2 separate regions of the Homo sapiens genome follow, and region 2 is linked to region 1. A link is a loop called in an ENCODE intact Hi-C map of the cell type or tissue named here. Cell type or tissue: heart left ventricle. All regions are shown on one strand.

Region 1 (8,000 bases):
GATACGCATTATTCCATCTGATCAGCACAATCTCATTTATCCATGAAGAAACTGAGGCTGGGGTTGGGTGGTAAAGTTACTTGCCCAGGCTTTTACAGCTAGTATATGGCAGTAGGTGGCAGATTCCTGGCCTTAAGGCCAGTGCTTTACCAGCTCTTTCAGGCATGAGCCAGGTCTGGGCTGGGAGGCTACCTGGCAGAGGAATGGAATCTGGGGGCTTCTCCATGTTCATGGTCCCCCATCCTGTTCTGCTGGGGATGGGGTATGAGATTTGGGCTCCTGATGGTTCCAAAGGGCCAGAGTAAATGGCTTCCCCCGCTGTGTCCTCTCGGCCCCCAGCTCAGAATACAGACGCCCAGGCTGTGCTGAAGACAGCCAGCAGCCGCCTCCAAGGGAAGTTCCACTTCCACACCGTGACCATCCAGATCGAGGACTACTCGGAGGACATGAAGGACTGTCAGGCATGCCAGGGCCCCTCAGACTGACTGCTCAGCCAGGCACCAACTGGGGCATGAACAGGACCTGCAGGTGGCTGGACTGAGTGTCCCCCAGGCCCAGCCAGGACTTTGCCTACCCCAGCTGTGTTGTAAACCAGGTCCCCCTCCTGACCTCTGCCCCACTCCAGGAATGGAGCTCTTCCCAGCCTCCCATCTGACTACAGCCAGGGTGGGGACTCAGCGGGTATAAAGCTAGTGTGACCCTGCTCTTCCAGCTCCTGGGCCAGCTCTGGAAGGGCTGTATTTGGGCCTAATCCTCAGCAAATGTTCTACCACTCGCAGGGGCAAAGGTGGTGAGCCACGGGACGTCCAAGGGGAGGCTGGCCCCAGCGCGCCCATACTGCCTGCCTCATGCCCCATTCTCAGCCTGGCTGGCCTTTGCCTTTATGAATCTGAGCCCCTCCATCTGCCTATAGCAATAGGCACGGGGGTGAGGACCCTCACACTCTCATTTGAGCCTCCCTGAGGCAGGGAGCCAGGAGGCACCTGAGGCCTATCTGTGCCTTAGTCACTTCAGCTATGAGCCAAATGTTCCCTTTCCTGGAGGGGAGAGGCTTCTTACTAGGTAAGAGACAGGTTTCCTCTTTCCTTATTTCCTCAGCTGTGCCAACACAAAAAACAACTTTGGCACAGGTGGTGGGCAGGGGGTAGAGAGATTTCAGCTTGGGTTCTGCACTAACAGCCTCCAAGCCCCCTGGCACTTCTGTTGCCCTGAGAGTGTCCCAGGGGATTCAGAGTCTCCAGAAAGATATGGCTGGGCCAACTCTGTTGCCTACCTGGCCTGACCCAGTCGGAGCCTGACATGGTGGAGGGAAAGGGAGACAAGTGGGGCTGCACTCGGTCCAGAGGCCAGCTAGGAGGGAAACCGCAGCTTCCTGGGGCTTGTGTGTGAAGATTCCTGACTTAGGGGTGGCTTTTGTTTACAAGATGCAAGAGGGGAAACCTGTCCCCGACTCATCGAGACAACATGCCCAGTTATCAGGGAGTCCTGTGTCACAAGGTCTGTCTCTGCCATTGTAAGCAAGTGCCTTGGGCGAGCTGGCCTCTGCCCCACAGTCTCATCTGTACACCGACAGGGTTGATGCCTCCCTCACAGGGTTGAGAACAAGAGCCAGTTGGCCAAGTACCTGTGGTTGTTGAAGATTGGTTACTTTTACCATCCTGGGGACAGGGAACTCTGTGGCCCGAGGCTGCCTCACTGAGGAGTCAGGTGGGCTTCCCAGCCTCCCCAGGGGCAGTGCTGAGTTTGTCTTGACTGTTCTGGCCCAAGGTGGGAGGAGGTGGGTTTGGTCACTTGCCTCCCACTTTAAATCTCTGTCTTTCCATCTGTGAAATGACCTCTTTGTGCCTTCCCAGCACTGTCATCCTGATCGCCTGTGTTCTAGGTAGGTGGGTCCTTCAGCCCCTCCAGGTCTGTGAAAAGTCTGTGGAAAGCACTGGCCTGGAGAGGGGTGGGGGGTTGCTGGTGGGTGCTCCATTCCACCACAATCTCAGGGGACTCAACCTCCCCTACCCAACTCCCCACCCCCACCCAAGCCATGGCAGGCCCCAGGAACTTGATCCTGGGCTTTGCCGTATGCCAAGTCCTTACACCCCTCTCAAGAGACAGTCATTGGCTGGGCACGGTGGCTCATGCCTGCAATCCCAGCACCTTGGGAGGCTGAGGCAGGCAGATGACTTGAGGCCAGGAGTTCGAGACCAGCCTGGCCAATATGGCGAAACCTCATTTCTACTAAAAATACAAAAACTAGCCAGGCGTGGTGGCTTGTGCCTGTAATCCCAGCTACTCGGGAGGCTGAGGCAGGAGAATCGCTTGAACCGGGGAGGCAGAGGTTGCAGTGAGCTGAGATCACACCACTGCACTCCAGCCTGGGTGACAGAGCGAGACTCCAGCTTAAAAAAAAAAAAAAAAAAAAAAAAAGGAGACCATCACTGCTGTCCTGCATTCTTACAGATGAAAAAACAGGCTCAGAGGTTGAATCGTTTTCCTGAAGTCAGACAGCCAGTGCAGGCAGGTCTGGGATTTCTGCCTCATTTCGGTAGACCTTCCTCTACAGCAGGGTCTGGGGGCCTGTCGGTCTGCGCTGCCTGTTGGTACAATACAAACCCCTGGGACCAGCAGTGCCCGGCCCATGGGTGAGGACATGCCAAGGCAGTTCAGTGTCCTGGGTGTCACAGCTGTGATTGGAAAGGTGCCTCTTTCACCTGGCTGGGCCTGGCATCCAGCGCCCTCCCCACCCTGGGAAGGCTGCCTGGGCCCCAGCTGTATGCTTTCCCACCCACCCTCAGTTCTTGACTCCGGGCCGGACTGCCTCTCCCCCACCTCTTTAATTTCCAGTCCGCCCTGTACCTCAAGCATCTCACAGCACCACGCCTCCCAAGGGTAACCCACTCTGCCACTCAGCTGTGACTGGCTCTAGGGAGGACCTGAGTCATCCAGGGGCCCGCCGAGGTCAAGCTGGGGGGTGGGGGTGGAAGGCCTTGGAGAGGCCTAAGGGGACAGTATGTTCCTGCCAGTGAGACAGTCACGGGAGTTTCCAGAGCTGCCAGGCCATCAAAGCAGGAAAACACCTGACACCCTGGACCTGGGCTGGACCCACCACCCTCACCCTCTGGAGTCGCACGCGCTCCCAGGCGAGCCCTGAGCCCTGAGCCCCTCCCTCGAGCAGCTGCTGTAAGGGTATTTATAGCCTGGAGCGTGAGGGGGCAAGGACACGCGCTTTATTTCGGAAGTGATAATTCCAGCTCCAGGTGGGTGAACCCCGGAGGACCTAGTGTCCCCCCCCAACTCCATTCTCACCTATACCGCTCGGGACAGTCCCTGCTCGCGCCCAGCCCACCTAGAAACAGTCCCTTCTTGCTGAGTTCCAAGTGTGCAGGCGAAAGAGATGGGGCTGTTCTTCAGATTTCTCTTCCCAGCTTTCAGCCCCCGAGCTGCCCACAGCGCTCACCCTCCACATCCCGGCCGCCCTCTGGACATGCGGGTGAAGAGTGCGGCGCGACGCTGACCTCTAGTGGTCGGCCTTGGTAGTGCAGGGCAGACGGCCGAGGCTGAGCCGCGGGCCGTGCGGGGACAGGCCACTTGTTCCCATCCCGCTTTCCTCGCCCCACTCCTCGTTTACCCGCACCCCTCTGCTCCTTGGTTGAGGCTCAAGGATTGAGCCTGACAACCCAGGCGTCTTTGGGTAGTTGCCTTCCCGGGACTAGGAACCCTAGGAATGGGTGGCGGGGTGGGGCGGGGACAGTTCTGTCTCTCCGCTCACCCTGTCCCGCCGCCGCCCTCATAGGGCCAGGCACGCAGTTAATGTCTGCCATCCATCTATTCGTCAAATATTTGCGGCACACCTGCCTAGCCAGAGAGAAAAGGACACGACACGACCCGCCCCCCGGGGCTCGCAAGCCAGTCCTGGGGCCTGACCGTGCGGGAACCGCGGCAAACACTGGACTGCGAAAGCGCAAAGGAGACCGAACCCATTGGGGGCGGAGGGGGAGGAGGGCCAGGCAAGTCCCTGGAGGAGACAATGCTCTGAAAGACGAGCAGAAGTTAGCTGGGTGGAGAAGCGGAGAGCGGCGCTCCGGTCGCGGGGCTCAGCCTCCGCAGAGGCTCCGCGGCTGAGGGCGAGCAGGAGAAGGTAAGGCCACGCCCCCCTGTTGTGATTGGCCAACCGGGGTCCGACGTGTGGGCCCGCTGGCTGACATGATAGGTTCTCCGGTGTCCCAAGAGCGGAGCCCGCCGGCAGGCGCCGGGCCCCCTGGGAGCTGGGCTGCGACCTCTGCTGGGGTCTCCGCGGGTCGCCCCCCTAGGGCTTCTCCAGGCTGCGGTACTTCTTGCGCTGCACGGACACCGGGTCCTTAAACAGCACCGGGTCCAGACGCAGACGAGAGGACAGCAAGGGCATGTGGCCGAACGCTGCCGCTATCTGGTTGATGCAGTCGGGGGCTGGGGCAGGCGGCTTTGGCCTGGGCCCCGGGCCCCCAGGCGCCTAAGAGGGAAAGAAGCAATGCATTAACGGGCTTCTCTGCCCTTCCGAACTCCCCACGCCCGTGCAGCAAGAAAGACTGGAATTAGACAGTGAGAGGGAATCCTCTCCGGCATCCCCGCCCAATCCCTGCCAGTTCCGACCAATCCCCCTCAGCCCTCACCAGTGGAGCAGCCTCCTGGCGCTGCTTGCCATAGGGCACCTTGATAGGGGGCAGCTTGGTGACTGCTGCTACTATGAAATTCATCAGGACGTCCACACAGGTGGGTGCCTCATCTGCCAGGGTCCTCAGAGCCTTGGGCAGGGAGTGGGTGAAGAGAGTGTGGTAATACCTGGGCAAGAGGAAAAGACAGGGAGAGGCTGCAGCCAAATCCATCCCCAGGCCCCATTCTCCTCCCTCCTGACCTCACCTCTCCCTTTGACCCCCATCCCCAAGCCTCTGAGCCCTGGCTGCCTCAGAGAGCTCCCATCCCTGGCGTGAACAGCTCTCCATTGTGCTGTGCCCCGTGGCTTATCTGCAGTTAGTGGTGTGTTCCCTGCCCTCTCCCTCACAGCTCCTTGGGCCCCCCATCCTTGGGCTCTGAGCGCTGAACTCAGAGCCAGAATTAGATGGGTTTGGATCAGCTGGTTTCAAAGCCATCAAACATGGAAGCCCAAAGAACAGTTGTGGATGAACCAGGCTGATACCGCTCCGGGTGAGCTCACTTCACACGGCCCTCAGACAGGCCAGCCTCATCTCGCAGACATTAGGTAATTCTTCACTCTACTGAGAATTCCCTGCAGAGCTCCTGAGTAATCTATAAGAGGTTCCACGTTATGCATATTTGATTTAAACATGTTTAAGGAACCCCTCTAAAGAGGTCTTACAGAATTCAGTCTCTGCCCTAAGACCGGAGCACTTCAGGCAGCTTCTGGAAGGTCTGGGATGTTCCCCAACTCATAACATCCACATTCATAAAGCATCAGGACTATTTTCTTGTCACCCCACCACCAGCAAACCCACACACTGCCCTTACTCACTGCATGGCTCTACTTCAAATAACAATAGCTACCATTTGTGGAACCTCTGTGCCAGGGACTTCATTTAATGTTCACACCAGCCCTGGGAGGTGAATCCATCCCATTTTACAGATGAGAAAACAAACTCTAGAGAAGTGAGGAGATTTGCCCAGGATCCCACAGCTGGGAAGTGGCAGATCTCGGCCTTGAACCTGGATCCCTGGGGTCTAGGCCACTCTGCTCCGTTCGGGGTGGGGGTGGGGTCTCTGGTCCTCTGATACTCTGATCCCTGTGCAGGGTAGGGGTCTGTACCTATGGTAGAAGGCGGCTGTGGTGAGAACCATGGAGAATTCGTTGGTCCTCTCAGCAGTGTAGCCCCAGCCACCATGGGCCTCGTCCCAGAAATGGCTCGACGTCAGGAAGCCCACCATCCGCTCTGGGAAGCTCTGCCACACCAGAAAGGCAAAGTCCACCTGGGGAGGGACTCAAGTGAGCTGTGAGGAAGGACCTCCTAAATGCCTAGAACATCCAGGGAAATGGAGGCAGGGGCAGCCTGGCTGAGGGGCCCGGGCAGGACTCAGGGGAGAGGGCGCGGGAGCCAAGACTTGGAATTGGCTGGAAGTGTGGCATGAAAGCTTCCAGGGGCCACAAAAACAATTTCTCAAAAGAGTCCATGGAAAGCCTCAACGAGACTCCTAAAGAGGAGGCTGCCTGGCTTGCTGGGGTGGTTTCAAATGCAAGAGGCTGGACCTCATGACCTGGGGTCCCCTCAACCCTGGGAACCTGAGGGGCTGCCAGGGCCCTCTGGCTCTGTGTCTACCCACACTGGGCTTCTCTTGGGCCCAGCCCTCACCTCACTTGTGGAAAGACTGCTGCGGGCATCGAGGCTGAGGATGGCATCTGTTCTGATGGTGCTATATGGGTAGAAGCGATCACTAACCTGCAGGGAGTGGGGGAGGGGAACTCAGCCATTGGAACATTCCCCCCACCCCCATCCAATAAGTAGGAGCCATTCAGGCACAGTGTAGACGCCTGAGCCATGAATAAAGCCTCCCTTCAGGCACAGTGTAGACGCCTGGGCCTCAAATATGGCAAGCCTGTGCAGAGCTCGTTTTGGGACCTGGGCAACTCATTTGACCTCTTTGGATCTCAGTTTCCCCTTTGGTCAAATGGGGCAGTTGGTCTCTAGGGGCCCTTCCACTTTTGACATCTTGGAATTCCTCCATTGTCATATTGTCACATCAACTCTGGGAGGAGTTGTCAAACTTCCCTCATTTGAAAGAAACAGATCTAGAGAGACGAAGGGACTTGCCCACAACCATGCGGCAGGCAGGTGGTTCACACCAACCACGGTTCCCAGAAGCCTCCCCTTCCTGGCCCCGTGTGCTGCCCTTGGTCCGTATTTTCTCAAGAACCTGGGTTTCTCCTCTGTTCCTCTTCTGAGATGTCAGCGCTCTCCTCTGTCTTTCCCCATCATGTAAGCCCCAGTGCTCTGGAAGCACAGCTCACAGGGACCAGGGAGGGAAAAGAATCATTACTATTAGCCCTGTGGCTGAAACCTACTGTGTCATTCTTCAGGCCCAACTGCGGCTCAGGCCCAAGTATTCATAAAACACCCCATGGGTGCCCTCCCCCAGCTCCCAGCATGGGCCCACCCCTTTCATGGCTCTCCTCATCCCTTACCTTCCTGTGCCCATCAATGACTGTCAAGGGCACAGCTGTCTCCGGCCACCTGGATGGGAGTGGCCTCTCATTGCTCCAGAGAACCAAGATCTAGAGGATAGGGGGTTGTTCTTGAAGTCTGGGATCTGGGGCAGAAGGCGGGTTGCGAGGGGCAGGAGTGATCTTTCTCAAGGTGGAAGAAGTTTGAGAAGTCAGCTTTGTAAACTGCACATGGGAGAAGGGTTAGTTGGATCCATGGTCCTTTCACCGCTGCTCTGTCCTTGCCTCTGGGCTTGTAGAAGGCAGGGATTCTGGTGACATGAGGGTAGTGACCTGTGGCTTCAGAACTCAAGAGAGTTGTCTGTGGTAGTCCCTAGCCTGGGCCCTGACTCCATGCTCCATCCTCATCTTTTCTCGAAGCCTTCATTCTCTTCCTCAGGCTCTTTTATGACTCCCAGCCCAGCTCAATGGCCTGTTTGGAGCCTTCCTGTGTGCACCCTGGCTGAGCTAACTGCTTCACTTCCTCTACAAGGACTCTTATTAATCTATCTGGCTTCTCTAGAAGTAAGATTTGACAGTCTGTGTGCTGGAAAATGCTAACCCAGTCTGACTCTCTGGGCAGAATCCTTCCTTACTTTTTATCTGCTCAGCCTTAAGCCCAGGGCCTAGTGCTCAGAAAATGACTGCTGAGTAAAGGAATGAATGTTTCCTTCTCCAGCCTCCCCAAGAGACATCTGCTTTTCACGTGGCTTCATCAATTTCCATGGGGAAAAGGCAACAGAATCTTGGGACTTACAGGAGGCAGCAAGAACACTTGGAAATCTTCCCCGTGCCTCCCCTCAAATAGTGGTCATCTTTGGGG
Region 2 (8,000 bases), 250 kb before region 1:
AGTTCTGCTGCTAGCTCAGGGCAGACCTAGGACTTGCCCTCTGACCTTACTCCTGCTGTGTGACTCCCCAGCTGCACCTCTCTCCATCCACGGGTCAGGCCTCAGTTGAACCCTGGTGGGGTGGTGGGGGCTCACTGGCTTCACAAGGCCCTGCTGTGGTAGCTCTTCCCACCTCATTCTCTCAGTGCTGGTTTGCCCAGAGCTGTGGTTCCTTCTTCCTGGCCCCTGGTCTCATCTCCACTCTATCATATCCAGCATCTGCCTGGGCCACCTGCTTTTACTTCTTTAAGCCAGGGCCATTTTCTTGGCAAGCTTCTCTCTTCCCCTTCGTCGTTTCTTGGCATCCTCCCTGGTCTCACCCCATCCCATGTCAACCACCCATGTTCATCAGCCTGAAAAACCCCCGGCCCTGGGAGGCGGCAGGAGCATTGAATTAGGAGTTGGTGTATTTGGTGCTCTTCCTGGCTCTGTCTGGTCTGATCAGGCCATGTCATCTGACCTTTCTGGGCCTCACTTTCCCCATCTATAAAGAAGACAGAGCCCTGGTAACACAGCGAGACCCCATCTCTACAATTTTTTTTTAAATTAATTAGCAGGGTGTGGTGATGCCTGCCTGTGGTCCAAGCTACTTGGGAGGCTGAGGTGGGAGGATAAGTTGAACCCGGGAGGTCACGGTTGCAGTATCATGACTGTGCCGCTATACTCCAGCTTGGGTGACAGAGGGAGACCCTTTCTCGGAAAAAAAAAAAAAAGGGTTGAGGCAGGCATTGTATGAGATGATCTATTCTGCTATTGTTTTTAGGTTTGCCTATTTGTCCTTAAGGTAGTTGTTAAAAGAAAAGTGTCTTGGTATCATTCTGTTAGGCGAGTTTTTCCTGGGAATCTCAGGGACTATGTGGGGAGCCCCCGGAGGGGCTGGGGGCAGGTATAGCCCCTTCAATGGTAGGAAATATAGGGGAGAGGAGAAGGCCAGCTGGGGCCTACCATTTCACCTGCTGCAAAAGCAACAGGAAACACATCTGCACCTCCCTGGTACAGCCACTGCACCACTGAGAGGAAAGGAATTAGGTCCCCAGAGCCCTGACCCACATCCTGCCGCAGCCTGCTTGTCCTGTTGAAAAACAGCCTCTCTGAGGCCCCAAAAGTTATTGGTGTGTTGTAGGGCACACCCAAACAGATGACTTACTTGGGGGCCAGGTCCCATCAAAGATGACAGAACAGGCCCCTGGTCTGTACCCAGCCAGCATCTACCTGCCCTCCACCTTTCTGCTCTGTTGTCTGTCACGGCTGTCCCCACCGCTCCGTATTCTCCCCTGAAGCCAGAACACAGCTGTATGCGCCACACGTGTTTCAGAAGAGGAGGCCAGAGCTTTGTCAGCTTCTCAAAGGGGTCTGTGACCCAGAAATAGTTGCACAACCTAAGGTCTGTCCCATATCTGTTCTGGCCAGCAGCTGTCCCTACATCCTCCCTGAGAGCCATCTGTCCCTCTTCTGACCTCCCTCTCCTGATGGTGCAGATGGGTGGGGGAAACAGACTTGAGAGTCAGCCCCGGCTCCCTTCCCAGTTCCTCCTCTCACCAAGTGGCTTGGGACGAGTCATTTTTCATCTCTGTGGGCCTGTTTCCTCATGTGTAAAATGGAACTAAATAACCCCTGCCTCAGCCTGGCGTGGTGGCTCACACCTGTAATCCCAGCACTTTGGGATGCCAAGGCGGGCGGATCACCTGAGGTCAGGAGTTCGAGACCAGCCTGACCAATATGATGAAACCCCATCTCTACTAAAAATACAAAAATTAGCCGGGTGTGGTGGCTCATGCCTGTAATCCCAGCTACTCAGGAGGCTGAGATAGGAGAATCGCTTGAACCCAGGAGGCAAGGTTGCGGTGATCCAAGATTGTACCATTGCACTCCAGCCTGGACAACAAGAGTGAAACTCCATCTCAAATAAATAAAAATAATTACCCCTGCCTTAAGCCTCAGGGTTGGCGTAAGGACCATGTGTGCAAGGTGGAGTTGGGCACAGTAGCAAACATGGACAGGGTGCGTGTTCCAAGCTGGCTCTTAACATGGTTACTTCTTGGAGCCTTACAGCCATCCTAGGAGGCAGATACTACTGTCATCCATTCTAGAAGAGAATGCTGCAGCACAAGCATTAAATGACCTAAGGTCACACAGATAGAAGGGAGGAACTGGGATTTGAACCCAGAAGGCCTCGATCCAGAGCTGGGAGCTCTGCCCTGTACTTTTCAGCTGCCAACCCAGTGCCTGACACAGATCTGGGATCAGATCCTGCTTCTGCTGCTTACTACTGTGTTTCTCACAAGCCATGTAACTTTCTCTAACCCTCAGTTTCCTCATCTGAAAAAATGGAGGTGATTATAGCCTTTATAGATAGGCTTGATAAGAAGTGGGAATGGAATATGGATAGTAAACCCCTAGCACAAAATAAGTGCTCAATAAAAGACAGCTGCTGTTATTATCTAGCGTTGTCCTTTTCCCCAGGCAGTCAGTTAAGGAGACATTAAGACCACTGCCCAGCTTGGGAGGGAGCCACAGAGGCTAGGGCTGCTAGGGACATGACAGCCAAAAGGCGGCTCACAGGTGTCTGTCCTCTTTGCCAGGGGACTCATTGGCGCCCCCTGAGGTGGACTTTGACAGGCTGCTGGCCAGCCTGCAGGATCTTAGTGAGCTGGTGGTAGAGGGTGACACCCAAGTGACACCAGTGCCCGGCGGGGCACGGCTGCGTACCCTCGAGCCCATCCCGCTGAAGCTCTACCGGAATGGCATCATGATGTTCGACGGGCCCTTCCAGCCCTTCTACGATCCCTCCACACAGGTAGGAGCGGTGTTGGGGGGGGTGGTGCTCTAGTGCCCCTGCTGCCCACTGTTAGTTGGGGATGATGAAGCCAGCTCACCCCAGGCCCAGCCTGCCCTCCACGGGGCACCCAGGCCCACACACGACTTGCAGAGGCCCCTCTCCCAAGGCCTGGGACTCTGAATGTTTCCAGAGTGCGGCACTGGGTGACCCTGGATCTAGGGCCTGCCATCCAGACCAGTGGCAGGGCAGGGTGGGCCCAAGGCCCAGGCCACCCCCTCACTTTTCCTCTTCCCTTGCAGCGCTGCCTCCGAGACATATTGGATGGCTTCTTTCCCTCAGAGCTCCAGCGACTGTACCCCAATGGGGTCCCCTTTAAGGTGATAAGCTGCTCCTCAAACCACACCTTTGGGGATTTTGAAGGGAGTGGGGATACACAGCCTCCCCAGACACCTCCCATTCTGAGGGGAAGCCGCTGCACTCCCTGGGGGACCCCAGTCTGATGCCCTCCAGGAGGATAAGTCTGAAGCCGGGCTGGGAAGGGAGCGGAGAGGCCCGAAACAGAGCAGCAGGCAGCGCCCTCTGCTGGCACCCTGGAGACAGCCTCGGCTGCGGGGCCCCTGCCTTCTAGTCCTCCCCAGCTTTCAGGACACCTTGACAACCTGGGGTCCCTGCAGAAGTGGCCCGGCTGTCCCCCAAGTCTCCTGAAGCTATCTGGGTAGGGTGGGAGGCAGTGCTGTGAGCCACAAATGCAAAGCAGAGGGGACAGATGTTGGGACTCAAAGACATGAGGTAGAGCTGGCCCCATGGGTAGGTGCCACCACCAGAGCCCATGAGGCTTCGTGTTCTAGAAGGTGGTGGGTTAGTGCCGCACTGAGGGCGTGTCCGGGAGGGAGCATGTGTCACCAGGGCTCAGGAAACAGCATGAGTCATGACGCGGGGGTGTTTAAGGCATTCGTGCCACAGCGGGGACCTCGGAGCTATGCCTTGATAAGGCAAGTGAGGTTACATGTACGATGATGCGGTTTGTGCTGCAGACTGGAAAAAAGCAGGGGCTTTGTCCTCTCCTGACCCCCTCACACTCTGCCTTCACGGTAGGCTCCTGAGAGGGGGGTCTCCAAGGAGGGTGTCAGTACTGCAGCTTCAGCTGGCGTGGATGGGGTGCTTACAGGAGCAGCAGGGCTGAGGGAGATGACAGCAGTACGAACCGTGGCTCTCCTGAGGCCTGGGTTTCCTCATATGTAAAATGGGGGTTGCATTAGACCATACCCTTGGCCTGTGTTTAGGCAAATAGGGATGAAAGTGGGGCCAAGGGCTGAAGAGCTGGGTCCGCTGCCGTCGTTGCCCTTCTTTCTTGCCAGGTGAGTGACTTGCGCAATCAGGTCTACCTGGAGGATGGACTGGACCCCTTCCCAGGCGAGGGCCGTGTGGTGGGCAGGCAGCTGATGCACAAGGCCTTGGACAGGGTGGAGGAGCACCCAGGTGAGTTTGGCCTCCAGGCTGAGCCAGGGGGCTGGGGGACTGCAGAACAAACTCCAGGGGGGCTCCACCACCACTCATAGTCCTTCCTGGGCCCCGGTTCCCAACTCTGCCTGTAGGCTCCAGGATGACTGCTGAGAAATTTCTGAACAGGCTCCCCAAGTTTGTGATCCGGCAAGGCGAGGTGATTGACATCCGGGGCCCCATCAGGGACACCTTGCAGGTGAGGCCAATGCTAACTCCCCCAGCCCTCCTGGGGGAACTTTAGCACCAGCCCTGGTCCAGCCTGCCAGAACAGTGTCTTGTCAGAAGGCTCAAGCTTGAGGCACCTGATGAGTCCCTCAGAGCTGTTGCTCCACTGTCTCCTGGAAACTGTGAGGCTGGTGAGGGCACGGGCTGGGCCCCGGAAAGCAGGTGGGTTAGCTGTAAGAGGGCTAAAGTCAGAGTCCAGGCCAGGGGTGAGCCCAAGGCCCAGGCCACCCCATCAAGGTCTAGGCCAAAATATCCAACTCAGTACTGGGTACTCCCTTCGTGGTTGCCTCAGACTCTCCTTGGCCCTCATCATTCTGTCTCCTCGCTCCCTATTCTGCTTCTCCTCCTAGGTGTCCACCTGTGAAAGGCACCAAACCTTAGTTTCTCAGGCCTCCTCTGCCTCCCTCACCCACACATTGCTAAGTCCTGTCTGGTCTGTCCACCCCCAGAACTTCTCCCAGATGCATCCCTTCTCCACATTCCCACCACCCACCACCCTAGTCTAGGGTTCAGAGTGTCTCTCCCAGACAGCTGCCTCCCACTGCCACTCCTGCCCCTGCTGACCATCCTCCAGGCTGCCTTCCCTGTTGAAATGTTCCAGTGGTTCTTGAGATAAAGCCAGGTTCCTTATGCTGGCACTCAAGGCCCGTCCTATATTGCCAGGCCCCTCCTCACACCAACCTTTTCCTTCCAGTCCAATTGAGCCCCAGCTTCAGCCACACATAATGCTGGCAGTTGCCCAAATGTGTCGCCACCTCTAGGAAGCTTTCCCTGAACCCAGGATCTTTGTTGATGCTGTCTGGAATATCCCTGCATCCATTCCATTTCTAAGGACTCCCATTCATCCTTCAGTCACAGCTCAGTTGTCATTTTCCGAGGGAAGCCTTCCCTGACCCCAGGCTGGGGTGGGCTTCCAGCCTGATCATCGTCTGTGTGGGGTTCTGTCTCCATTAGACTGAAACGGGGGGTTACCTGGGGGGAACCATGGGGCTGCCTCCCAGAACCTTCTTCCCCTTCCATTGCCTCTCCTCTGGCCTTGGTTTATACAGAACACCCCCTCCCGCTTTGCTCACTGGTCTCATCTGTCCCTGGTCAAGGAAGTGTCCCTCTAAGGTTTGTGGGGATGACTCAAATGGGGCCTAGGGCTCTGTCCACCCTCCACTGATACCTTCCAGAACTGCTGCCCATTGCCTGCCCGGATCCAGGAGATTGTGGTGGAGACGCCCACCTTGGCCGCTGAGCGAGAGAGGTGAGGGCGGGATGAGGAGGTGAGGGCCTGGGGGCGTTGGGTCACCGCGTGCTGATGGCCTCTGGGCTGTGCAGGAGCCAGGAGTCACCCAACACGCCGGCACCCCCGCTCTCCATGCTGCGCATCAAGTCTGAGAATGGGGAACAGGCCTTCCTACTGATGATGCAGCCTGACAACACCATTGGGGACGTGCGAGCTCTGCTAGCGCAGGCCAGGTGGGTGCAGGGCAGGGCCAGGGCCACAGAGGGGCTCTGGTCCCACTGCCCAGCCTGATCTGCTCTGCCTGGTCCCCAGGGTCATGGATGCCTCTGCCTTTGAGATCTTCAGCACATTCCCGCCCACCCTCTACCAGGACGATACACTCACGCTGCAGGCTGCAGGCCTTGTGCCCAAAGCAGCACTGCTGCTGCGGGCACGCCGAGCCCCGAAGTCCAGCCTGAAATTCAGTCCTGGTCCCTGTCCCGGTCCCGGTCCCGGCCCCAGTCCCGGTCCCGGTCCCGGCCCCAGTCCCGGTCCCGGTCCCGGCCCCAGTCCCTGTCCTGGACCCAGTCCCAGCCCCCAATAAAGCACCCGCCCCCTCAACCCGCTGCTCCGCCAGGCTCTTGGGTGGGCCATCTCGCCAGGCACGTAGGAAAGGCCTGGGACCAGCTGGGCCAGGGAGGGGGCGGTGCCGACCCGCCCCTTGGTAACTCGAGCCCCGGCTGGCGGGCCTGGCTGCTGGGTCTTTGTCTTCTAGGTTCCTCTTTCTCCCAAGAAGGGCTAAGTGGATCCTGTGAAGGGAGGGATGCAGTGGGGGGAAGGAGCTGGCCCCAGCTGGGTTTACATTCTCAGCTGGGACAGCAGAGCCTCACTGTGTATGTGTGCAGCCAGCAGATACCTGTGCACAGGCACAGACCCACCAACTCGTGGGGACACTTCAACACCGCACAAAGCCATTTTGCCACTAGACCCATGCCCCCAAATTAGCAGAACTGCAGCTGGGTACCCACCTCCCATGATACACTCATTCTTAGCCATTGTGCTCCAACACAGGCGCATGGGATGGCCACACTCACTGACAGGCATGGAGATGTGCACTACACACCAAGGCACAAGCATGATATGGACACATGCATGTGAACTGGAGGGTGGCCCACCCAGACATCTCCAGAAACCACTGGTCCATACAGGTATTTGTGTGTCAGACATATCCAAACACATGCACTAACAAACACAGAGGTGACAGTCACAAGAGAACAGCTCAGCCACCCTTCCCACAGAGCAGTCTCAGCACAGTCACAACTACCAACCTTGCCCAGGGCAGGGACCCAGGAGGCCCAGGCCACAACCAACCAGACACAGTGCCAATGGAACAGGACATCATTTAATTGCCTCTAGGGTCCTCCTGGGAGAGGGACTGCGGGGCCTTTGGCAGAGCTCTGGCTGATGGAACCAACAGAGGTGCCCATCAGCCAGTGCCAGGCAGGATGGCGGCCCCAATGCTTGGCTGGGGGCAGCCAGCATTTGGGGCTGTTGCTTAAGACAATTTCTGAGACTAATGGGTAAGGAATGTTGCCTTTAGATGGAGGAGAGGGGACTACATTTAGAGAGGAGGGAGGAGAAGTGGCCTGCATTGGGGGAGGGACTCTAAGGTTAGGTTAGGAATGACAGGGAGTTGGTCAAAAGGTCCTTCATGGCCAGGTGAAGGCTGGGGGGAGTGTGGTGATGGAGTCCAGCAGGGGAACTCTGGACAGGCTTGACTCAAGCCAGCTTCAGGAACTCCTGCAGCGTGTTTTGTTCCACAGCCTCCACGAAGAGCTCATAGTCCTGGAGAAGGGGAGGCGAGGGGTGGTCACCTGAATGCAGGGGGCCCAAGTGCTTTGTGGCAGATATGACCCTGGCTAGAGTCCTCTTCCAACACTCCCCCCACCCCCCCGTCCCCCAGCCCATACCCCACAGTACTGGTCCCCGTTGACAATCTGGGGTGGGGTGGCCTTGGGGTTGCCTGCCAAGGCTCGCATCTCATCCCTCAGGGCGTTGTCCTGGGAGATGTCCACTAGCTGGTATTGGATGCGCTTCCCATCCAGGATTCGGGTCACCTCGCTCTGCTGGGACTTGATCTGGGGACAGAGGGTGGGTAGGGGTTAGTGGATAGGCTGGAGGATTTATGGGGGAAATGCTGGGCAGGGTGAGAGAGGCTGTGACCAGGAGCTTTTGTCCCCCCAT

Evidence for each region. Hi-C counts contacts between places; a loop is a spot of excess contacts. Peaks named below come from ENCODE experiments on the same cell type or tissue, not always from the same donor. Only the 100,000 strongest peaks of a DNase experiment are listed, where the experiment ranks them.
Region 2: a loop joins it to region 1, with 4 times the contacts of the local background. A loop is called at or near these places in 5 of 110 quality-filtered maps.

What each region holds. Positions count from the first base shown.
Region 1 is chr1:26,031,645-26,039,644 of GRCh38, reverse strand. EXTL1 (exostosin like glycosyltransferase 1) reads right to left here. Exons shown (of 11, transcript NM_004455.3): 7 at 7,160-7,249; 8 at 6,330-6,416; 9 at 5,789-5,949; 10 at 4,641-4,809; 11 at 3,181-4,480. The coding sequence ends at 4,298. It overlaps SLC30A2 (solute carrier family 30 member 2), which reads left to right. Exons shown (of 8, transcript NM_001004434.3): 8 at 340-2,393. The coding sequence ends at 485. Among named protein-coding and RNA genes, the nearest start is that of SLC30A2, 10 kb to the left of the region's middle. RefSeq lists enhancers at 3,332-3,431, 3,712-3,851, 3,862-3,951, 3,962-4,031, 4,530-5,260 and silencers at 4,064-4,227, 4,172-4,471. In heart left ventricle, CTCF peaks have their summits at 3,517 (motif pointing left) and 4,304 (motif pointing left); DNase peaks (open chromatin) are centred at 3,024, 3,484 and 4,154; H3K4me3 peaks cover 1,654 bases; H3K27ac peaks cover 4,176 bases.
Region 2 is chr1:26,280,659-26,288,658 of GRCh38, reverse strand. It overlaps SH3BGRL3 (SH3 domain binding glutamate rich protein like 3), which reads right to left. Exons shown (of 3, transcript NM_031286.4): 2 at 7,727-7,894; 3 at 7,137-7,601. The coding sequence ends at 7,536. It overlaps UBXN11 (UBX domain protein 11), which reads left to right. Exons shown (of 15, transcript NM_001389556.1): 9 at 2,622-2,836; 10 at 3,118-3,195; 11 at 4,177-4,297; 12 at 4,414-4,517; 13 at 5,722-5,795; 14 at 5,870-6,010; 15 at 6,090-6,377. The coding sequence ends at 6,360. Among named protein-coding and RNA genes, the nearest start is that of SH3BGRL3, 4.6 kb to the right of the region's middle. RefSeq lists enhancers at 3,147-3,296, 3,977-4,066, 4,192-4,782, 7,278-8,000. In heart left ventricle, CTCF peaks have their summits at 2,661 and 3,411 (motif pointing left); DNase peaks (open chromatin) are centred at 1,554, 3,388, 3,708 and 6,464; H3K4me3 peaks cover 1,526 bases; H3K27ac peaks cover 3,324 bases.